Regions from separate parts of the Homo sapiens genome. Here region 2 is linked to region 1. The links are chromatin loops, found by intact Hi-C in ENCODE. Cell type or tissue: natural killer cell. All regions are shown on one strand. Each heading gives the region's core, and the rest is flanking DNA. Links, peaks and the distances in the headings are about the cores only. Region 1 has its middle 63 kb from the start of SMIM21. Region 2 overlaps LOC124904326 (a long non-coding RNA gene).

What was found. Hi-C counts contacts between places; a loop is a spot of excess contacts. Peaks named below come from ENCODE experiments on the same cell type or tissue, not always from the same donor. Only the 100,000 strongest peaks of a DNase experiment are listed, where the experiment ranks them.
Region 2: a loop joins it to region 1, with 2.2 times the contacts of the local background. A loop is called at or near these places in 6 of 110 quality-filtered maps.

What each region holds. Positions count from the first base shown.
Region 1 is chr18:75,359,238-75,371,105 of GRCh38, forward strand. No RefSeq gene overlaps it. Among named protein-coding and RNA genes, the nearest start is that of SMIM21, 63 kb to the right of the region's middle. RefSeq lists enhancers at 877-1,418, 1,419-1,959. In natural killer cell, for the core only: no CTCF peak of the experiment used is centred there; a DNase peak (open chromatin) is centred at 6,804.
Region 2 is chr18:75,155,766-75,167,633 of GRCh38, forward strand. It overlaps LOC124904326 (a long non-coding RNA gene), which reads right to left. Exons shown (of 2, transcript XR_007066417.1): 2 at 10,740-11,713. Among named protein-coding and RNA genes, the nearest start is that of PTGR3, 47 kb to the right of the region's middle. In natural killer cell, for the core only: no CTCF peak of the experiment used is centred there; a DNase peak (open chromatin) is centred at 6,146; H3K4me3 peaks cover 628 bases.

The DNA of each region.
Region 1 (11,868 bases), core at 2,263-10,262:
AGATAAAGAGGAAGAGAGCTGGCGAGCTGGAGGGGCTTCCCTGAGGGCACAAAACCAGGGCTGGAACCAAATTTTTTTGACATCCTGTCCTGTGTTCTCAATATGGCATGTGGAAGCTTGCTGCTTCCTCATTAAATCAAATCCTTTGATGTTGATTGTTCTGAGGTTAAGAAGTTTTGTCTCTGCAGCTGAACTATAAGCTTTATGAGGATAGGGACTTTTTTAGTGTTCTTTAGCATCCTGAAGAAATTTACAGTACAGCTAGGGAAGAGAAAACTAACACATACAAAATCAATAAAGAATCATTGTATACTAAACCAAGTGTTGAGTAGAATGGGGATTCAGAGGAAGGAGATATTTGTACGCACTCAAATAATTGGAAAAACTTAGAATCAGATTTGTCTTAAGAAGTGGAAGGGAAGTAAGAAGATGTCCTAGTAAGGGAGTGCACCTCTGAAGGCTTGAAGACTGGGAGGGGAGTGGAAGTGAGACAACACGCTGGAAACAGAGACCTCCCCAAGGAAACTGTGGGAGACAAGGTTGGAAGGTTAGGGTGGCTCAGGCTGTTAGGTGCCATGGAAGCCAGGCTGAGGGGTCTGTGGCAACTGAGGAGCTTCTGGGAGCTTTTGAGCTGGGGAACAGCAGGTGACACGAGCTGGAGGCAGCATCTGGAGGCAGGTGGAGAGGAAGCAGAGGAGGATGTGAAGAGTGCATTGGGAGCTACACAGAGGGGATTTGTCACAGTGAGGAAGGCTGAGAGCTTGGAGGTCCTCCTTAGATAGCTCTGAGTCCAAATCCAAGCTCCACACTTGCTGGCATGACCTTGGGCGGGGAATATTTTTTCACCTGTCCTCAGTTTACTCTTCTGTAAAATGAGGACAATATAATTTACTCCCAAGGGCTACATGTAATAACATCTATGAAATGCTTAGTTTGGTTCCAAATACGTGGAAAAACACCCAGTCTATGGTGGCCGCATTAGTTTCTTGTGGCTGTTGTAACAAATGATCACAAACTTGAAGGTTGAAAACAATTGAAATGTATTCTCTCCTATTTCTAGAAGCCACTAGTCTGAACTCAGCATCAGTGAGTCGAAATCGAGGGCTGACAGGACCGGATTCCCTCTGGGTGGTCCAGGAAGGAATTCGATTCCTTTCCTTTCCAACACCAAGAGCTGCATTCCTTGTGTTCTGTGGGTCACGGTCACTGCCCCCGTTGTCCAAGCCAGCAGCACAGCCTCTCTGTGAGTCGGCTTCTCTCTGCTTCCATTGCTTGGCTCTGTCTCCTGCGGGCAAAGCCCCTTCTGCCTCCTTCTTGTGATGACACATGCAATTGCATCAGGCCCACCAGCATGGTCCAGGACCACCTCCCTGTGCTACGCTGAGTTCTACAGGTGAGGGCTCTGTTCACAAAGCGCCACACACCTGGCGTCGTAGCACAGGAATTCATTGTCTGACAGCTCTGGGGGTCAGATGTCCCAGATCATGGTGTTGGCAGGGTGGGCTCCTTCTGGAGGATTGGAGGGAGAAGCTGCTCAGACCTTTCTGCTGGCTTCAGGCGGTGGCTGGGGTGGAGGAGGTGAGCAGGTGGAGGAGCTGAGAGGTGGGAGAGGTGGGGGACAGAGAGGGAGTCTAGCAGCACCAGCCCAGAACTTGGGTGATGAGGACAATTAGTCTACATTGGAGGGCCCCATCTCCCGGCAGGACTCCTTCTGTTCTCCAAGGTGGGGGTAGCATTAGCTGAGTGATTTCTTGCGTTTGTCTGAGACTAGAGGGTGTCCTGGCCAGGTTCTCGGGTGTCTGGAATGCTGTCTTCCAGGAGATACTGGGCATGGAGACAAACACGTGTCCATGGCCGCAGGACCAGCTGGCCGTGAGGGGACTGCCTGTGTGGTCTTGCCGCAGTGGGTCCCCGTCCAGGTGGTGCAGAGGGAACGTGGGGCTGAGGTGTCTTCATGGGAGGCCATGTCGGGGGGGCATTCCACGGCCACGCTCTGTCTTCATGTCCTCCAGGCATAAGCAGAATAAACAGATGAACACAGAGAGACTGGGACCAAAGCACTGGTGACAACCCTCTTCCTGATGGTGTCCTGAGTGTGGGAGAGCAGTGACCACCAGTAAGCGTGGGTGTGCGTGCACGTGAGTCACTCACTCATAAGGGACTCTCCGAGTGAGTGTGAGGGTGCGTGAGTGGTTGTGTGTGAGGTGATGAGTGTGTGTGAGTGGTTAAGTGTGTGTGAGTTTGTATGATTTTGTGTGTGTGTGAGGACGTGTGTGTTTGTGTGTGTGGTGATGTGTGTGTGTCTATGTCTGCATGAGTGTGTGTGCATATGTGTGAGTGTGTGTGAGAGAGTCACTCAGACTCTCACGAGCGAGTGTGAGGGTTCATGAGTGGCTGAGTGTGAGTGTGTGAATGGCTGAGTGTGAGGGAGTGTGAGTGTGTGTGAATGGCTGAGTGTGGGTGAGTGTGGCTTGAGTGTGAATGTGAGTGTGTGAATTTGCATATGTGAAGTAATGAGTGCGTGTGAGTGGCTGTGTTTGCATGAGTGTGAGTGTATGGTTATATGTGTTTGTGTATGGGCAAGGTGGTGTGTGTATGAGTGGCTAAGTGTGTCTGGTAAGTGAGTGTGAGTGTGCATGTATGTGAGGGTGTGTGTGAGGTGATGAGTGTCTGAGTGTGTCTGGTAAGTGAGTGTGAGTGTGCATGTATGTAAAGGTGTGTGTGTGAGGTGATGAGTGTCTGAGTGTGTCTGCATGTGAGTGTGTGTGTGTGTTGCAGGGAAGTGGGGGGTCAGAAAGCCTCACTCAGGTAGTGACCCCTCCACGAAGTCAGCAAACGCTCACTTCCCCTGCACCCTGCACACGGGTTGGTGGAACCCATGAATACAGAGGAAATGCACACTTGCACCAAAGAGGAAACCGCCCAAGCCCTCCCTCTGCTCTGTGTGTCTGCGTGTGCAGCTCCCATCCCAGAAAACAGAATCCATCAGCCAGGATGAAGTAAGTTCCAGCCACCAGGAACTCTATAGAGTGGTTCAAAATGGGTAAAACAAGAATATCTCGGAATCACAGAACACCAGCTCCTGTAAGGAGCCACACATTCCTAGAAAGGAGAAAAAACAGTCCTTCTGAAAAAACCCACTTCCAACACCCACATCCCACAGACACAACAAAATAGGAACAGGGGAAAATTCAAGATGGGGGAAAGCCCGGAAAAGCAACACCAGAGAGGGAAGACAAAGAGCAGCGTGACAGTCCACTTGCTGCTGCTCCGGAGTGAACCGTGAGGAATAGTCCTGGGAATTCACGAGCCGCTTTGCCACCTGTGAGAACACCGTGGCTTGGGCTGCTGGAGGAGCTGCTGGGTGCCGAGCAGCACGGCAGCTGGGAGCCTCCATGACCGATGCACCACGGGCCACGTGAGGCCCTGCAAACCCCAGCATGTAAATATACCCAGGTTTATTTACAGCCGTAAGTGCTCAGTATGACTGTCCACATAGAAACATATGCTATAAACACAATACCCAAGAGAGGTAGAATGCTTGGGGAAAAAGGAGAGAAGAAATTCCAACAGCTGGACCCCAGGTAACAAAAGTAAGGGATGGTTTACCCTCTATTTAAAAACCAATGGCATCTTTTTACTAAGAACTCTTTAAAAGAAAAGAAAAGCAAAGGAAAGAAATGCTTTGGGGTTTTGAAGTAAAAATTCATGACCAGGATGCCTTTACTTCCTGTCCCTTCAACCAAGACATCCTTTGCCGGAGTCCTTTATCTGGTGCTTTGTATACATATATTTAATCCTATACAAAAGTGATAGGATGTCAAGAAAGATCTATAATAACACCATTTTTTAATTTCACTTCAAAGACTTGGCAATTTCTGATCCATGTGACATTCACACTCCTTCAGGGTCAAACAACATCTTGCAGCCTTCATAAAATGATTAAATATTTTAAACAGCTCCTGCTTATACCTCCATCGCCCCTCGAGACTGATACTGTTATCGTTTTTGTCAAAGCCAGTTTCCATCCGCATTTGTCATTCCTGCTTGCATTTATGAGTTATCAATCGCCACGTCAAAATGCAAAATAACTGATGTTCTTTGGGCGGTATTGGATGGTCTATCTGGGGCTTTTAATCAATGCTGATTTCTATTTTCCATACCCATACATAAATCTTTACCATTCTGGGCCACATATAATGCGTTTGTACAAAACGCAGTGACAGAAGCAGTGGTTATATTATCAAACATTATACCTCGGGGCTAACTGAGTACCAAGGGCTTTCAAAAGGAACGCTGGGAATTACCGTGCGGGAGACATGACCGCAGTGGAGAATATAAGGAATTGGTTGTTGCCGTTTATAAATCAACATCCTGCTAGCTAATCCCTCTCACTTAAATACAGTCCAGATTCTTTCCCTGATCCTCTGTAACTTAGTCATTTTTTTTCTAAAAGGTAAAGTTTGCATAATCTACACAAATAATAATGAGCTGTGTGTTCTGATTTCTTCGACTTTTCCCCAGGGGCATAAATTCAAACGGCAGCATGGAACTTATTCAGGAATAGCTTTTTTTTTTTTTTTATTACCTATACTGGAATTTTCCATGTTATGTCTCACCCCCAGTTGATCTAAGAGAGAATTGGTTTTGCCCTTTCAAAGGGCATTTGCCTAGTTGAACAGCAGTCATTGCAGAAATCATTCAAACAAGACATTAGTGCCCAGCAGATTTCAGTACATGCGGGTGCCCAAGGCTGTGGGAACTCACACAGTACCTTTAAAATGAAGCAAGGGAGTATACGCAAGCTCAGAGTGGAACGCAGCACAGGTGTGGAACTGGCAGAGTCCAGAAATACACAGGTAATTCACCAGCTTCCTCAAAAGATTAAAACACGTGAGGAGCAGCCTCCAAAGTTTTTCCATTATGATTAGCTTGCTTCTTCATGGACCTTGCTGTAAACTAATTGGCCTCCTGCCCCTGCCCCCCTACCCCATTCCAGGCAGTGTAATGGCTGCCAGTTAGCTCCCCTGGCAGCAGACAGTGACAGGGCAAGGTTTTCAGTGGAAAGGGCTCTGGCTTAATTAGTTCTCTGGGATTCGCAGCAGAAATCAAGAACCCAGAAGACTGCTGCTATAACAAACTTGTATGTTCAGGAAACGTTGCAATTGTAAAGATGTCTCCCAGCATTTGAAATAGGAAGTCGAATACCAAAGTAAACAACAGTGTTGTTGAGGGATTAACAACGGTCAAACATGAGGATGAGAAAACTCACGTGGGCTCATACATCAGGGTGTCCTCTGAAAGGCAGTTTCAAAAGGCAACTTTGAGTAGCTGATTCAGAATAGTACCAGTATGATGAAAATGGCTTTCTGTACTGTGTTTCAAGAGGCAATATGTTCTGTATTGAATTCAAGTACTCACAGCTTAACAAAATCAGTGAGTAGCCAGCCTCATTTGGCAACTCGTGTGTTCAGTAAGCAGCATGTGATAACTTCAACATTTATTTATCTGAACACGGGGAGGCTCGCTGAGTGAACGGGAAGTCCCTGCCATCTCTGCAGTTTCAAAGGAGACTGATGTCATACGTCTTTGGAAAGGTCGTGTGACGTAATTAAGCAAGGCTGGGCTGCTGATGCCTGAGAGTGGCCTTGCAGGTGTGGCATTTGTCCTCCTTCTGTCCCTTGGGACCATCTGGACTGAGCCTACCCCCCCGGCATTTGGTAGGTCTTGGAATATTTGAAAATGACGGTCTAGCCCCCCTGAGTCCTCTCCTCTACATATCTCTCAGGTGTTGCTCAATCATTTTGGTCTTGCTTCTTCTCATCATTGTTTTTCCTTCTCTCTCCTCGGTACACTGTCGGCATTGTCCTCACCCTGGGAGCCACCAGCACTGACCACAGCCACCATGTGCAGTTGGATCAGGTCACAACAGCACGGCATTTTCACACTGACATTCTAAATGCTGCTTTTATTTTCGCATTGCAAGATTAAGTTATCATTTACTCCACAAGTACAGAGAGAGCGCCTACTGTGTGTTAGGTGCAGTGTGCAGTCTGGAGGCCACAGTCGTCTTGGCTGTCACCGTACCCCTAATAGCTGCACCTCTGTTCCATGCATTGTGGTATTTTTCATGTGGTCAGTACTTCTCAGTGGGAGGGCCCGTTTGCCCATTCTTCTTGGAAAACACAGCCAGCACAGAGTCAGGCCCAGGGAAAGTTCTTAACAAAGACTTCTGTGGGGACCTCATCGGGTTGTTTTAGGACTGCAATTGTTTTGCCACCATAGGTTTGGTTATTTTGGAGGTCTCAAGAGCAGTTCAGACAAGACACGATTCCTCAGTCATTCCCCGCAGGTTAGCCTGGGGCCATGGCCTTTGAGGGAGTGGAGGGAAGAGAAGGCCTAACATGGGTTCTGGGGCTGCCTCCTGGGCTTAGAAGCTGGGGGATTTGAAGCCCCCACCTCCGGGGGAGGGCCCCACTCCCTAGAAAAAGGCCCTGAGATGGCTGAATCCTGGGGGGAGAAATGTTGAATTTGCTTGAAAATTTACTACTTGTTTACTCTTTTAATTTCTTTACCAAGTTATTATTTATTTGAATATGGCTTCATTCCAAGCTCAATATTCAGTCTTCCAACTTAACACCAGAAAGAATTTGGAAACATACCTATTTCCACTATAGTAAATGTGCCTATTTCCCAGCCAGGGGCACTTTTGTCCCTTCCTCCCAAAGAGTCCTTGGCAATGTCTGGAGATGTTTTTTGGGGGGCAGGCTGGGGTGGGGCTCACCACTGACATCTGGTGGGTAGAGGGGACTCTGTTAAACATGCTACAATGCACAGGACAGTACTCCACAATACAGAATGATCTGGCCCCAAACGTCAACAGTGCTAAGTCAAGAAACTCTGATTAATACAGCAAATCCCCCCAAAGTGCATATTTGCATGGAAGAAAAGGAAGAAGGAAGCAAGAAAAATGAAGCTGTTGGTAATATGAATTTATATATTCTAGCCAGTGTAAGATAAGAGGAGACAATATGTTTTCCTTTTCTGCTGGATAAGAATTGATAAATGTTTATTAAAATGATATTTTTAAACCTGATTTTTTTATACTGAAGTACATACACTAGAAACACGGTTTCTATAAAGGCTCAAGGTATGAGTATAGATATAGTATGATATATTTAAATATCTAAATTGCATTTATATTGAGATGAATAGCTTCAGAAAAAAGCAATGCTTTTCATATTTATTTTAAATTTTGGATGAATTACAGCAAATGCAGTTAATGTAATTTCTGGATTCATGGAGAACGAAGCATGAGGACTGTTTTGCCTTGCCATAACAGCATGTGTGTCAATATTTCTGGGTGAAATCAAAGACAAATTCCAAATCATAATTTTGCAAATCATTCCAAAATGGGGAGCACTATGAATTTTGGCAAAGAGTCTATGCTATCTCTGTCTATAAATTTGGTATAAATCTTTGTTATTTGCAAAATATATGCATATCTTGTGCTGAGGTAAATGCTCTGGAACACAGCCTGGGCTTTTGGATCCAAAAGGCCTTTAATTGATTCACCGTTCTCTCCCTGTCTACTGGTATGAACTTCACCAAGTCATTTTAACCTGCCTGTCGCTTTGTTTTCCGGTATGTAAAATGGGGTTAATAACGGAGGTACTTCCTTTATGGGGCTGTTCTAAGGGTTGGTGGAAATGCGGGACACAGAGGAAGCCTTACATTGCCATTTTCTCATTATTAATAGTATAACTATTCTTTTTTTTTTTTTTTTTTTTTTTTTAGACAGAGTCTAGCTCTGTCACCTAGGCTGGAGTGCAGTGGCATGCAAGCAATTCTCCTGTCTCAGACTCCCAAGTATCTGGGGTTACAGGTGCCTGCCACCACACCCAGCTAATTCTTTATATTTTTGGTAGAGACAGGGTTTCACTACATTGGCCAGGCTGGTCTTGAACTCCTGACCTCAAGTGATCTACCTGCCTTGGCTTCCCAAAGTGCTGGGATGACAGGCATGAACCACCGTGTCCGGCCTCAACTATTCTTATTATAATAACATCTTGCTATATCCTCATCCTAAATATGTTAGTTTCCCAGGGCTGCTATAACAAAATCCTTCACACTAGATGGCTTAAAACAACAGAAGTCCATTCTCTTACGGTCTGGAGTCTAGAAGTCCAAATGCTAGGTGTCGACAGGGCCCTCCTCTCTCTGAAGGTTCTAGGGAAGCCATCCCAGGCCTCCCTCCCAGCTCTGGGGCTGCTGGCCATCCTTGGTGTTCCTTGGCCTGTGGACGCATCGTTCCAGTCTTTGCCTCTGTCGTCACGTGGCCTTCTCCTGTGTGTTTCTGTGTCTCTCCTCTTCTTAGAAGGACACAAAGTCTTATTGCAATAGGGCCCACCTCAGTCCAGTATGGCCTCATCTAAATTTGATTGCAAAGGCCCCATTTCCAGGTAAGGTCCCATTTTCAGGTATCGGTGCTTATGACGTGGACATATCTTTTCTTTTTGGATCCAGTATGACCCACACCACCAAGTGTCAAAACAAGACCCCGGATAAGCTGGCCTTGTTTAACTTAAATGGAAACTTGCAGAAACGCCTCACTATGTCAAGGAGTCGTCTCATGGTGGCTGTCACATGAAGCATGAAGGAGTGTGATGGAGGACCCAGCGTGGGAGGACAGACAGTGAAGCCGTCATGGGAATGCAGGGTGTGGCTCTGTGGACCACGCACATGGGCAGTGAGCTGCACAGGGAGGTTCTCTGGGGATGGAGGGGAACGTTACCTCCCAGGGGCTCCTGGGGAGTTCGGGAAGCGCTGACAGTGACTGCGTATTTCTCAGCTGCCACACGTGTCATATGCAGTGAGCTGCAGGGGAATCTTTAATTCTTGGAACTCGGATGAGGTGCTTAGAAACGAAGGCCTTTCTCATTTCATGGGTGGCAGCAGTCCTGTGAAAAAGTTTACCTCGTGTTGCTGCCGCCTCAGGTTTTAACAGTTTTGTCTTCCTGGGTTGTTGAAACAGCCACACACCTCAGGTCAACAATATGCGGTGACTTAGCCCTGATCAGAAAGGTTTCTGTCATGAGTTGAATTGCGTCTCCCCCAAGTTTATATATGTTGATGTCCTAACCCCCACTACCTCAGAATGTGCCTTTATTTGGAGACATGATCTTTGTAGAGGTAATCAAGTTAAAATGAGGTCATCAGGGTGGGCCCTAATTTAATGTGACTGGTGTCCTTATAAAAAGGGGAAATTTGCAGACAGACAGAGACAGAGAGAATGCCAGGGGAAAATGAAGGCAGAGATCTGAGTGATGCTTGTATGAGCCAAGGAGTGCCAGCGACTACCAGCAATCACCAGCACCACTGCAGCCACCTTGATCTTAGACTTAGCCCCGTCTCCAGGACTGCGAACCAATCCATTTCTGCTGCTGAAGCCACCCAGTTGGTGGAACACTGTTATGGCAGTTCCAGGAGACTCACAACAGTTCTGTGGGGGCTTCAAAGAGGACATGCCAATGCCCTGTGTGGGAGGGGCTCCAACATCAGCTCAAGCCTGTGTGCCTGAGGCAGATCTTCTGTACAGACGATTCACTGAACCTTTGCTTAAATACCTCTTACAACAGGGAACGCTGCCTCACAAGTCAGCCCATTCCTTTCTCAGGCAGTCTAATGATTGGGAAGTTCTTTCTTCCTTTACCAAAATCTGCTTCCTGATGTCACGGTCCTGTCCCCGAAAAGCCCAGTAGGATCACTTCCTCTTCCCCTTGGCCACCCTTCGGACCTGGGAAATAGCAATCAGTCCCCTCCCATCTTCATCTGACCAAGCACCCAGAGTTCCAGAAATCAATACCATGCAGGGAAATCCACCGAACACTGGTTGTTGGCCATGTGGTGCCGTGCAGGCACCTCCACCGCCCTGCGTTCCCATCGCTGTTGTTGAGACCCGCGGTCATGACATCCAAGGGCGGCTCCCAGAGCCCAGGCACTGGCTGCTCTTCTGAGGCTTGTCAGGCGGGTGGTGCTAGCCTTGGTTGGTGGATCTACAGTGCACACCACGGCCTTGGTCTTCACCGAGGCAGATCTGGAAGAGGTCTTAGAGAGATGTTGGAGTCCCGGAAGGAAGCTTCCTCTCAGATAACAGACTTTCCCTGTGGGGAGCGTGGTTTTAGCTTCACTGGGCTAAACACTGGGAGTGGTAGAGAGCTGTCCTCTCCTGTTCCTAGGGGAACCTGCTTACACAGAGATGGCCATGAGCACTGTTTGTCCTGGACACCTTCAGACCAAAAAGCTGATGCAATGCTGCTCTTCATTCAAGCGTGTAAATACAGTTAGTTGCCACTCAGGATCAGAGCATCTTTCTCTTGCTATTTGCCGATATTGCTAAGGCTTTGTCCCCGTGCTGAATCACACTGAAGGTTAATTTGGCTTCATAGAAAATAAACTACATGGCCTGAGAAGGATTTATTGAGTGTCTGCAGCTGGGGAGCTGTTCTGGAAACTCACATGTCCTGAAAAGCGGGGCATTTGGTCTTGTCACTCCCTTCTCTCCCCCTGCTCTCTGTCCCTATCCCCCTCAAACTTCTCCAGACCCCAATCCTTTGATAGAAAGGTCTTGTTGAAAGACTCAGACAGAACCAGCCCACTTCCATGGGGACCAGCATCTCCGAGTCCCTGCCAATAAGCTAGTGGCACCTAGTTTCACTGAAGTTGTGGATGAGACTGTTTTGTGATGCTTTGCCCTGCGTGTGTGTGGCTGTCTTTCATGAAGTCCTGGTACGTTTTTTGTCCACTCTTGGCTATGGGTTCCAGACATCAGTTTTGTAGATAAGAATTTCTCTGGACAGCCAGTGACATCACATGTCCTGTCTTCCGACCACTCATGAAACAGGACTCTCATTCCTTATGGTCCATCCCATGAGAAGCTCAGACACACACACACCACTGGGGGAAATATCACTGGGAATGGTGCTTGTAGCCATAGGCGAAATAATTGGTAGAATTAGAACTACTACACATTTACAACTGCAAATGTCTGTCTGGGCAGACATAGCCAAAAGCAGTGCTCCCGACCAAACTTTTGTATGACGAAAACAATTCTCCTATATGAGGTCATGGATAGTCTTTTTTTTTTTTTTTTTTTTTTTTTTGAGACAGGGTCTGGCTCTGTTGCTCAGGCTGGAGTGCAGTGGCAAGGTCATGGCTCACTGTAGCCTCGACCTCCCAGGCTCAAGCAATCCTCCCACCTCAGCCTGCTGATAGCTGGGAGCACGGATGCACACCACCACGCCTGGTGACTTTTTGCATTTTTTTTTGTAGAGAGCGATCCACCCACCTGGGCCTCCCAAAGTGCTGGGATTATAGGCGCGAGCCATGGCACCTGGCCATGGGTAGTCTTAAAATTGATAAAATGATGTCTTCGATCAATGTCTTCTTGTGGCATCAGTGGCTTAACTCCTGTGGAGGCCCTGGAACGCGGCATCTGTAAGCCGCAGGGAGCTGGCAGCCGTCCTGAGTGCTCTTCCCGGTTGCCTCCATGGTGCATTTTCTCCTCTGGGCCCCTGCCCCTGCGAGTCTCACTCCCACTCACTGCACCATGCCTGGAGAGCCTCAGCAGCCATCAGGCGAGGCTCTCTGCTGTCCCCACTTCCTGCTCCAGTTCGTCCTATACATAGCTGGCAGGATAATCTTCCAAGAATGCTATTTTCATCAAGCTACTCCCCTGCGTGGAGCCCACAATAGCTCTGCATCATCCTTCTTCAGCCCACTTCCATTCTTCTTTGACCTTGCTTCCCCGACCCAGAAGCCCCCTCCTCTCTGACCTCCTGCAACCCTCTCCTGCCTCCTGCTGGGTCT
Region 2 (11,868 bases), core at 1,591-9,590, 200 kb before region 1:
AAATAACTGTGTACCATGTCCGCGAGGGGGTCTCGCATGGCGCCCCAGGGGTCAGTGCAGTCTGGCTTTATTTAACGTCTTCGTTAATTATCTGGAGGAGAGGATAAAACTTGTTAATTGAATTCACAGATTGTGCAAAATTAGGAGGTGTTGAGAAGACCAGTGAGGACAGAGAAATCGTTTGAAGAGCCCAAAATATGGACAAGAAATAAAATGAGGCTCGGCTTGGAAAACGGCAGGAGGATGTAACCAGAGGATATTAATCCAAAACATTGGAATTCAATGGGCAGTAACAGCCAGGAAAGTAGAAATGCTAAAAAAAGCCTATGGGTAATGTTGGACAACAAATTAATTATAATTCTACTGTGCAACTCTGCAGCCAAATGGTCCAGTGTCAGTTTGCCCCATACTTACAGGCCTCATTAGCCTGAGATGGGAACTCATAATCCTTCTCCGTCTCTGCACACACACACGTACGCATACACACTCGTCCACACACACACACGTCCGCGAGCACACACACGTCTGCACACACACACGAACGCACACACATGTCTGCACACACATGTACGTGCACACACACGTACGCACACACACATGTACGCACACATACACATGTACGCACACCCATCAACCCTCCACATCTGAAATGTTTTTGTTCCCGGAATGGCTCAAGAGTAGAGAGTGATAGAGCAGCCAACAGGCCCTCCACCTCGCTGCCCAAAGCCTTCCTTTCTTTAGGGAGGAAATGTGTGGGCAGGGTCCCGGTCAGGAGTGAATGTAGGGAGGATGGAGCTGGGGGAGGGGATGCAGAGGCTTCGCAGATGTGCAGGTTCGGGAGGGGCAGTGCCAGGGCAGCAGGTACCGGCCTGTGCCTCTCCGTCCCGCTTGGTTGTCATCATGAAGACAATAACAACAGCGGCTAATATTTTGGGGATGAGCATGGTATTAAGTCCTTGATATAAAATATCAAGTCCAGTTTTGGCAGCCGGCTGAGGTAGTAGGATTATCCTCAATCCCCGTTACAGGAAGCAACGCTGAGGTGCAGCCCAGTATGGTAATTAGTCCAAGATGGCAGTGCTAGAGACTTGGCAGTGCCGTGGCTGAAACTCCAGGGCCAGTGCTCACCACCACCATGTCACGCAGTGTCCCACCACTCCACACAGTGTCCCACAGGGTGCAATGAGGGACCGGGTGTTTCCTTCCTATTCCATCACATGTAACTACCCAACATGAAGTCATGACCATGTGGCAACCTCAGCTGTAGGTGACGGGGATCCAGCCAGCTCCAATCAGAGCACCCATCTGGGGCTCAGGGTCTCAGCGGGGGTCCCCATACTTTCTGGTCTGTGTGACCCAATGTTAAAAATCAAGAAGTCCCCCAATGAATGTATATTGATTTGTTAATAATATACATATACCCCAGTACTAATTTATTATATATGTCATATAACTTACCTCAAAATAAATATGATAAATACATAGAAGTGGCATTTCTACTGTTTCCCCGCTAGGCTGTGTTGCGGCAGACAGGCAGCCCATATGGAGCCCTGGTTTAGGGACGGGCTCTGACACCAACAAGCAAGTGCAAGTGGACTGGCCTGATAATGCCCCCGCATTTATGTCCACCCAGAAACCCAAGTGCAACATGATTTAGAAATAGAGTCTTTGTAGATGTAATCAGTTAGGATGAGGTCATACTGGAGGAGGGTGGGCCCCGACTCCAATGACGGGTGTCCTTGCAAGAGGAAGAGCAGACACAGAGACACGCATAGAAAAAAGAAGTCCACGTGAAGATGGAGGGGAAGACGGGGGCCGTGCTGCTGCAAGCCAAGGAATGCCAGAGATTGCCGGGAGCCCCCAGGAGCTGGAGGGGCATGGAACGTTCTCCCCGAAGCCCTCGGAGTAAGCGTGGTCCCGCCTGCACCTCCATCCAGCCTCCAAAACTATGAGAGAATGGATTCCTGTTGTTTTAAGCCACTGGATTTTTGGCACTTTGTGATGGCACCTGTAGGAAACCGACAGGGTTCCAGAAGAGCAGGGGCCGCACCTGACAGAGCTCAAGACTCAGGGCTGTGCCACTTTCCCTGGGATGCCCTGCGGAGTTCTAGAATGTTGGTACTGTAAGGAACCATCCCTCCCCCTTCTCATACCCAATAGGAAACTGAAGCCCAGAGAAGCTCAGAGCCCACCCAGCACCACTGGTGGACTCATGCAGAGCCCAGCCTTCCCCCACGGCCCAGGCTCCCTCACTGCACAGCGCGGCAAACTTTCCCATGAGCTCCAAATCCGCGTGGCCAGCCTCACCTGGTGTCCCCATTCTAAAATGCGACTCCCTGTGGCACCCACACCCTCGCCTGTCCGCCAAGCCTGCCTTCCCCGCTGCATGCCCTGCCTCCACCAGTCTCCCAAGGCTGACCTCCATCCCCTTTTCTCAACAAGCAACCCGATCGTCTTGATTCTTTCACCTGGATGTCTCAAATTGGCCTCTCTTTATTACCCCAGCTCCCACTGCTCTGAGTTGGGCTTCCCCATCTCCTGCTATAGAATAGTCACAACCTCCTCCTACCCCAGTCTCTGTCCCAGTCTTGCCCCCACACCCCAGCTCACAATCCATTTTCACATCACATTTTTCTAAAATGCAAATCTATTCAAGTTCCGGATTAAACTCCTCTAAAAGCTCAGCTCCCTATCACCTTTTAAGTTCATTCAGCTGAGCTCTTTGGGATAAAGGGCGTTAAGACACAGCTGGGCCTGAAGGTTGCGGCCCGCAGGTGGAGGGACAGACAGATCGGCTGTGCAAATGACAGACGCAAGGAAGGCATGGACGTCTGCGGGCTCCTGCCCCGTCCCATGAGGCCTCTGAAGACTTCCAGGAGCAGTGGCACCTGGGCTGAGCCCAGTGTCCTGAGTGGCAATGCAGGTGGCACGCCCCTGAGGCTGCTGGGGGTGAGGAGAGTGTGGGCGCTTGGTGCTGGCTTGGATGAACGGGCAAAACCGTGGTGTCACTAAGTGGGAGGAGAAAACCCAAGCCCAGTTCCTTGTGTTGTTCAATTCACTCGCTACTCTCAGGTTATCTCCAGCCTTCATCTCCAGCACAGCCCGCCTGTTCCGCTCCCAGCCTTACAGTGTGCACCCACTGCCCACACAGACATGGTTGCAGTCACCTCCTCCAGGAGGCTGCCCTCTACCACCGCTCTTGGCCCCCCCAAGGGTCAACTGCTCCCGCTCTGGCTCTACCCCATCACTCTGCTCCCACCTGGGCTGAGAGCCCATGCCCCCTCCTATGGCAGCCGCCTGCCTGTGCACTTGGCCCTTTCTCTGAGTGTGGGCAGCAGGTCTCATTCATCCAGAATTCGCAGGCCTACGCGTGCCCTGAGGGGCCTTCCCATGCCTTGTGTCGCATGGTCCTGCACAGTCATGGTCTATGTGCAGCGGGCTAAGTCTCCCTGAAACTCGGTCCATGGGGGACTGGCACTTCCCATGCAGATGGAGCTGTGAGTTGAAGGCCCTGGGGCAGACCCTGGATGAGGCTGGGCCTGAGGCGGCAGAAGAAGGAGGGTGGTCCAGGAGGGGCCTGGGCTTTGCTCCCAGAGCACTAGGCAGTGTGGGGAGTGGTGTGGCTGGACCCGCCCTGTAGTCCGCCTCCCCTTTCTGGAGGACAAGCTGCCAGGACAGAGCCGGGGGTGCAGATCACGCTGGGCTTCATTTCACAGTCTCAGCGTGCTCCCGACGGCGTGGGGAGATCCTGGCAGCCCTGCCAGGGGATGGGAAAAGCTCTGAGAAGAACAGTCTTGATTGTGGACTTTTTTTTTTTCACAGTTTCAGCAATTTTAGGTGACACTTGCCTGGGGCTATTGGGTGTTGACTTCATTTGTGTATTCTTCCTTGTCTATTGTTGATTGCAGCTGATACCCTCAATGGATCTAGATTCCAGCCCCTCACCAGTAGGGAAAGGCGAATAGTCTCCAAATTCCTTGGAACTATTTCTCACAAAGATTAGGAAGCCTTGCCGGAGAGACTGCAGCGGCTTAGAAGAAGCAAGAATACATTTGATTGAGGAATACCAGCATTCGAGACAGAACAAAAGGACGAAAGTGGCGAACAGATGGGTGGGTGTCCTGTGAAGGCTCATGATCTATGTGAGCAGAGCAGGCTGCGCCCTCCCTTTTTTTTTGTTTTTGATGCATCAGGGTCTGATGTGATATGATATGACAGAACATGTCAAAAATTTAGGGGAAAATAAAACCCTGGTTTTTTTTGAAACATCAAACTATTGCTATCAATAGGAACAGCAACTGTTCAAAAATTTGTTTCAGAACTGCCAAGAAGTGAACGTTCGTGGAAAAAAAAAAGTATTTTTCCCTGCTGTTTGCAAGGTGGACACAAATGCAGACGGTAGGAGGTTGACAACTTGACACATGTCTGATAAATCCAAAGCATACAAAGTCAACAACTCGCTGCTCAAGAAAGCATTCTCGAAATAAAGAGTGCTGCGCAGAGAAAGAAGAACCATTAAAAAATAGATTTTCCGAATTCAGTAAGTAGTTTAGCCCTCGGAGCGCCAGTCTTCAAAACAAGGAAGCTTTTTCTTTCTCCCTTTAAAAGAGAGAGAGAGAGACGGAGAGGAGGCGATGCTGGGCTTGGAGCGGAGGGGGCCTGCTGCATTTGAAATGAACCAGGTGAAGCAGTGCCGCATCCAGCCAGCAGATGTGCGAGGCTCGGAGGGCTGGTGACAGGGGTCAGGGTTCGAGCCTTCCAGATCCCGGCTGTTCGGCAGCTCAAGGCAGGAGTGGGTTGAATTTGATGAGTTGGTCCAGTTACAGGGAATTCACAGATCACAGTCAATGCCAGGAAGATTTGGCCACCAACAGCCTGTCTGCGGCTGGCCAGGGGGACGGCATTTGGGAAGCTCTGTCTGCTGCCTGAACACTTGAACACGGACAGAGAAAAAGGCACAGACACTCAGGGTGAGGGCTGCAGGCACCCGACTGAGTGCTGGAGAAAGGAAAAGAAAGAATGAATCATGTTCTTAATATCAAAATAATTAAGAATTTTGTTTTAACCATTTTTTCCCCAGACTGCTAATGCTCTTTTCTTTTTCCCATCATGATGAGTATGATGAGGAAGAAGATTGTAAATAAATGTGAAATGAATGGCAATTCTCATGCAAGTCTCACGTAAACAAAAGTATCAGCATTAAAGTTATGAATCCTAATTTGTGCCATGGAGCTAAAATCTGTATGCTTCTGAATTAGGGAAATATAGACATACAGCACTGAGAAGCGTCTCTGTGCGGTTCAGAAAACTGACACAGTCTCTCCAATTTATGGGAAAATTGACATAATTTTGCAAAAATGCAAAACCATTTGCGAACTGGGTTTTGCATAATGGGATTAATTTGGTTGACTGTCATATCCACTATGCTGCAAAATGCAAGGTAATCACAACATCATTCTGGGTTTTTTTTTTTTTTAAGGGAAGAAAGAGAAAGGAAGAAAGAAAGGAAAAGCATTTCCCCCTATTCTGACTATCTTTTCATTAAGGGAAAATACCCAGTCTTCTAGGTGGCACTGAGGTACCTCTAGAAAACAATGCTAGACAAAATTCTGCAATGGTTGCCTTCGTGAACTGAACTGAATTGGCCTAGCTCCAGTGAGAAAAATTAACAGCTTTCATAGAGCATGAACAATTGCTGCCAGAAAAAGTCCGTACTTTCTGCTTTGGGGTGTGTGTGCGTGTGTGTGCATTTGTGCAGAATTATACTGCACAACAGAGCTAGGGCTGTATTATATACAATTTGTTACCACACTCAATGATTTAACCTCATTATTATGAACCCTCTTTCTATCAATAAATAAGAGCTGATTATTCTGAGAAGAAGGCACAATATGTGAATTTGTGAAACAGCGAGGCTATGCCGTGGCGACAGTGACCCCAGCGTCTCAGTGGCTTCACACAGCACTGTTCTTTCTTCTTCGTGCTACGTGTCCAGCATCAGCAGGAAGGCTCTGTCAACTGCTGTCCCTCAGGGTCCATCCGGGCACAGGCTTCCTGGGATGCCCAGACAGGAAAGGGGACACGCAGTGAGCACACCAGGTCCGAAGGCTCCACTTGGAAGAAGCACTTTCACTTTCACCCACATCTCCCTGGCCAAAGCAAGTCGCATGGCCACACCTACCTTCAGAGGGCGCAGGGAGGACTAGAAGACAAGTGAGCCCATGTAGTTGCTGCCACAGTCAGCATGCTGGGAATTTTTCTATCTCTTTCCGTTACTCTAAAGATTGATGATGAAATAGACCCTTCTTTTTGTCTTCTCCAGATAGAGGGACAGGTGTGATTGGAGAGAGTTCTTCCTTCACTATGAGGCATTCAAGGCAGGGTGGCATTTTTCAACTCAACCCAACAACAACGGAGAGCCTGCCCCAGGCCTGCTAAAGAGGCTAATGTGGCAAGGAAGACATAGAAGACCATGTCTTCCTCATCTCAAGGGAATGATGGAAGAATGTTGGTAGGAGTAATGGGTGGATGAAAATACCTTCTATGCAAAGCCGAGCGTGGCCAGTGCTGCTATTCAGAAACACGAGAGTCCAGGCAGGCTTCCCATGAGAGGCGTTGACACTGAGCCTTGAAAGATTCCTGCTGGTGGGAAGGTGGGGAGGGGAACAGCAAGACCAAGGCATGTGGGAATAGTCAGTCGTCCAGTTTTCAAAGAGCTTCTGAGTTTCCTTGCAGAGAGCTGGCACTCTATGATGGGTGTCCTGGCAGTTAGAGGTGGGGAATGTACACTTGGTTTAGCAGCTCTGGACAAGAATGGCTCCACCTGTCTCCTTAGCATCATTCTAGATCCATAAGGTCATGCCTGGGCTGCTTACGCCAGTGACTCATTCTAAATCCGACAGTGCATTCTAGAGGCAGGAAGATCTGGGCTCAAGTCCCAGTTCTGCAATGTACTGACCATGTCACCTTGGGTGTGTTGCTTGGCCCCTGCAGGCCTGCCTTCTCATCTGAGTGGGTCTAATCATACCGACTTCATAGGGCTGTTTAGACTGAGGGTTAAAGATCATGTCTGTGAAGAATCTTGCATATAACAACAAAAAATAAAAACAATAATAAAAATTAAAAACAAAAACCTCACAACCAGACAAAGGAAGGAATTACTTTAGCATTAAGAAGAATATTCATTATAATACTTTCTCAATAAAAAGCTCTTGTTAATAGAATTGCATTGTTATTAGCTTTGTCTTAAGGACAATGACTGCTCATTAATTACATGAACACCCACTGGGGGCCTGCTCAGCTGACAGGGATTCCCCCAGCGCCCTTGTCTGTCCTTTGCTTGTGCCCTTCTGCTGTGGTCATTATCCAAGGGTGGCTTGGTCAACAGGGCTCTTTCTCCTAGGAGTGTGACACTTGGCCAGAGTCGCAGTGGAGCAGCATCACTTTGCTGACGTGTCCTATGGGATGTTCACGAGCAAGTATGCAGAGGCACCCTGAGCTGCTCTGTGGCCAGGGTGCAGGTGTTTGGCTGGTCCCTGAATTCTACAAACCAATGTAGTGCCCTCTCAAATCCCACTTTATGGTTCAGACAGCAGCAGGTCTCCTGTGCTGACCTCCAAGTTACACTTGGTCAACAAAACAGGCCTCTAAAATAAAGAAGACTCTTCTTGTTCTTAAACGGAATTCTCAAGTAAGAAAGTAAGAATGATTGATGATCAACTTGTGTTTTTTTCTTTCATGTAAACAATTGTCATGAGGTCAGTGAATCCCACGGAGCAGGTTGCAATAGAGGTGATGGTGATAAGGGAGCCGGAAGAGAATGGGCTTTGAAGGGTCCACAGGATGTGAGGTACAGACTGCACCCAGATTTGCACAGGACGTCTGGTGTGGGATGCAACGACCCCGAAGGTTTGTTTCTTGCTGCTGCAACTGGGTAGACTGACTCGGGCACTGCTCTTAGGTGAAATCCTCCCCCAGGGGTAGGGCTGAGCTCAGGTCAAGGTTAAGGCTGCTGACCAGGCAATTCTAAAGAGGGAAAGAGGAGAGGCTTGTCTCTCCTGCCCCCATTTCAGGCCTACCCTCTTTTCCTAGGGGCGAGGGGAGGACCATGGGAAGAGACGGGAGGAGCTGACTCTCATTGAGGGTGCGCCTTGTGCCAAGAGCTGCAGTAAGCTCTGTGCATCTGCTTCTGATGTCATGGACAATGGTCTTCATGCAGCCCCTGTTGTCCAGCTGGGAGAGTGGAGGCTGAGAGGCACGTACCCCTTGCTAGGGTCACCAACTAGGAAGGGCTGGACCCTGGATTCAAGGCCAAGCCTTTGGGACTTCAGGACTCTCAGTCTAACTGAACACCAAGCAAAATGTTACTCCAGGGGTAAAGGAACACCTGCACTGAACACCAGGCAAAGTGCGTCATTGTTTCTTTTCCAAGCAATGAAGACAGGAGGGAGACAGAGGAGAGGGAGGCACTCCCCCCAAAACCCTCACCCCAAACAATGAGGGACTCAGCCCCTCAGAGCACCTGTTCTTTCAAAGAGTTGGCTGCACACATTCTGGTAAAGCTTCGTGCTGTTTCTGGAGCGCAGAGGGACATGGCTTTATTCATCTGCTCTGTGCAGGGTGTCGCTATCCCGAGGTTAAGAAGCCTGGCATAGACCACTGATGCGGTTTATTGACGGAGCCCCAAAGCCTGAACTCTGTCTAGACAAGGCTGACGGTTAAATTCCTGCTGGTCATGAAAGGTCAAACTCAAATATAGAACAAATGGTGTGCAGCTCCTGAGAGCAGGGTCTGCAGGTGTCAGTGTTAACTGATTGTAACTCCTACACCAGGCAGGTGAATGCTTCATCCACAGACCACACCAAGGCATGGGGACAGGTGAGCACCCAACCCCATGATCTGTGGAGGGGCAACTGTGGTTGGCAGCATCAGCAGATGGCCTGAGTGCCCAGAGTGCTCACCAGGATCCTCGGTCAAAGGAGGTGCGCTCTCAGGAGGGGACTTTAAACCACAAAGGTTAGACAAATAATCAGAGGGTGTGGCTGGAAGCCATTCTGGGTGGCCCTTGTGGGTGAGAGTGTCTCACTTGCCCTGACTTCCCAGCAACCCTAGGGGAGAGTTCCAGTCTCCATTCCATGGAAAGGCTTCTTGTCACATCATTGTCCCAGGAAAACTGCCCATGACATCATTCTCTGAGCTCTACCCCAGGCACCTCATAGAAGATTCACGTCAATGATCTCCAGTGAGGTGCAATTCGCTTGAGCTAAAGTGCCCTGTACAATCTAGGGTGATCTGCAGAAGCCAGGGTACCCTGTAGGAGCTGGGGTACCCTGTATGAACTGCTGGGTATCCTGCATGCACCTGGTACCCTGTATGAGCTGGGATATCCTTTATGAGCTGAGGTATCCTGTATGAGCTGGGTATCCTGTATGAACTGGGTATCCTGTATGAGCTGGGTGTCCTTTATGAACTGGGGTATCCTGTAAGAGCTGGGTATCCTTTATGAACTGGAGTATCCTGTAAGAGCTGGGTATCCTTTATGAACTGGGGTATCCTGTATGAGCTTGCTATCCTTTATGAACTGGGGTATCCTGTATGAGCTGGGTATTCTGTATGAGCTGGGATATCCTTTATGAGCTGGGGTATCCTGTATGAGCTGGGTATCCTTTATGAGCTGAGCTATCCTGTATGAACTGGGGTATCCTGTATGAGCTGGGTATTCTGTATGAGCTGGGATATCCTTTATGAGCTGGGGTATCCTGTATGAGCTGAGTATCCTTTATGAGCTGAGCTATCCTGTATGAACTGGGGTATCCTGTAAGAGCTGGGTATCCTTTATGAACTGGGGTATCCTGTATGAGCTGGGTATTCTGTATAAGCTGTGATATCCCTTATAAACTAGGGTATCCTGTATGAACTGGGGTATCCTGTATGAGCTGGGTATCCTTTATGAACTGGGGTATCCTGTATGAGCTGGGGTATCCTGTATGAGCTGGGTATCCTTTATGAACTGGGGTATCCTGTATGAGCTGGGGTATCCTGCATGAGCTGGATATCGGTTATGAGCTGAGCTATTTTGTATGAACTGGGGTATCCTGTATGAGCTGGGGTATCCTTTATGAACTGGGGTATCCTGTATGAGCTAGGGTATGCTGCATGGGCCTGGTATCCTGTATGAGCTGGGGTACGCTGTGAGACCTGGGTACCCTGTAAGATCTGGGGTGCCCTCTGCAAGCTAGGGTAACAAATGGACCCGTGTGTGTTCTGAGGACTGTAGAGGTTTATCCCTCTCAGGTAAAAATCCACAGGAATATTCCAGCCCCACAAGTGGCTCTGCTCCAACGAAGTCATTCAAGAAGCAGGCTCTGTCCAAGTTGTGAGATCCTTTTTCTGTCTTTCCCTATGGCAATGTCTATCTCTGCATGGCCAGAAGTTTTCATCAAGAAAGCAGGGAGAGGGTGTGGATGAGACACATCCATAGGTTAAGAGCTAGGTGTGGCGGTGCATCGGGCTTCCTCTCCCGTTCCACTGAGGAGTGCGTAGTCACCGACCACTCCCAGCTGTGGAAAGCAGGCACCGCAGTCCAGATTTGTGATTGGGAAGAAGGCAGGGCAGATCTGATGGATCTCTAGCAGTTTCCCCTCAGTAACCATCTCTCTAGTGCCTAAGAAATGGTGCCTGATGGTTCATTCATTGTAGCATTATTTTTAATACTAGATTTATTTTAAATTCAGACTGTGTTATATGTTATAATACCTTTATTTTATACTGGAAGCAAGCGTCAATGTAGGAGAGTCTTGAAACCCAGCACCAGATAGTGGTTGCTAATCCCAGTCTTCCATACAAGGATCCCGGGTTCTGTGAAGAAATGCTTAATTCTGGGACTGGGAGGGGAGTAAACAAGATGAGCCTGGAGCAGAAAGCAAGGAAGTGTCCAAACCAAGCCAAACCAAAACACCCAGGATGCCGCCATAATGGGGACATTTTAAAGGGACATAGGAGGCAATGGAAAGAACCCCCAGTGGCTAAAGCTAGAGCAATTTGAGCAACAAAGTAAGATAGCATTGGAAAATAACTCAAAGTATAGAGCCAGCCTATTCTGATAGAAATGACTGAGGAAATAAATAATTGGAGGGAGAGTGACAAGTTTTCTGTGCAGACTTCCAAATAACTTATGTAGATCCCCTGCCCTTGAAGAGGGGAAGCACAGCTCCCCACTTTGGCCACGTGGGCTGCTCATAATGACTTCTTCCAAAAGGTATGGAAAGGGGTAAGGCAGTTTTACAGTGGAGAAACCTGGCAGACACTGCTTCAGCCAGGTCATCACGTTTAACCATGCTCGGTTACGTTGACCCGATGCACCCTTGATGGGATGGGATGAAAGCGCTCGACCTCCATCACAGGTGCAGTCTCCACTCAACCCACTATGAGAAAAACATCAAACTCCAATTCTTCAGTGTTCCTGCCGGTCCTCCTCAGAACAGCCAAGGTCAAGGTCATTCAACACAGGAAAGTCTGAGAATCCATCACCACCAAGAGGAGTCTAAGGAGAACTGAGGATTGAGGGCCATGGGGTGTCCCGGCTGGGGTCCGGGGTAGAGACGGATTTTAGGTAAAGACTAGAGAACCCCGAATAAAGCGTGGGCTTCAGTGAAGCACTCCTGTGAGTCAGTACTGCTCTGTGAACTGGGGCGGATGCACAGAGGAACACGATCTAATAATGGGAAAAGAGGAGATGGGGTGTGGGCTATGTAGGAACTCTGTGCTATCTTTACAATTTTTCTACAAGTTCATTATTTTAAAATTAAAAATTTAGGAAGAAAAACAACAACAAAAACATTCCCAGGGGATTCCATTGTCCAGTGGGCA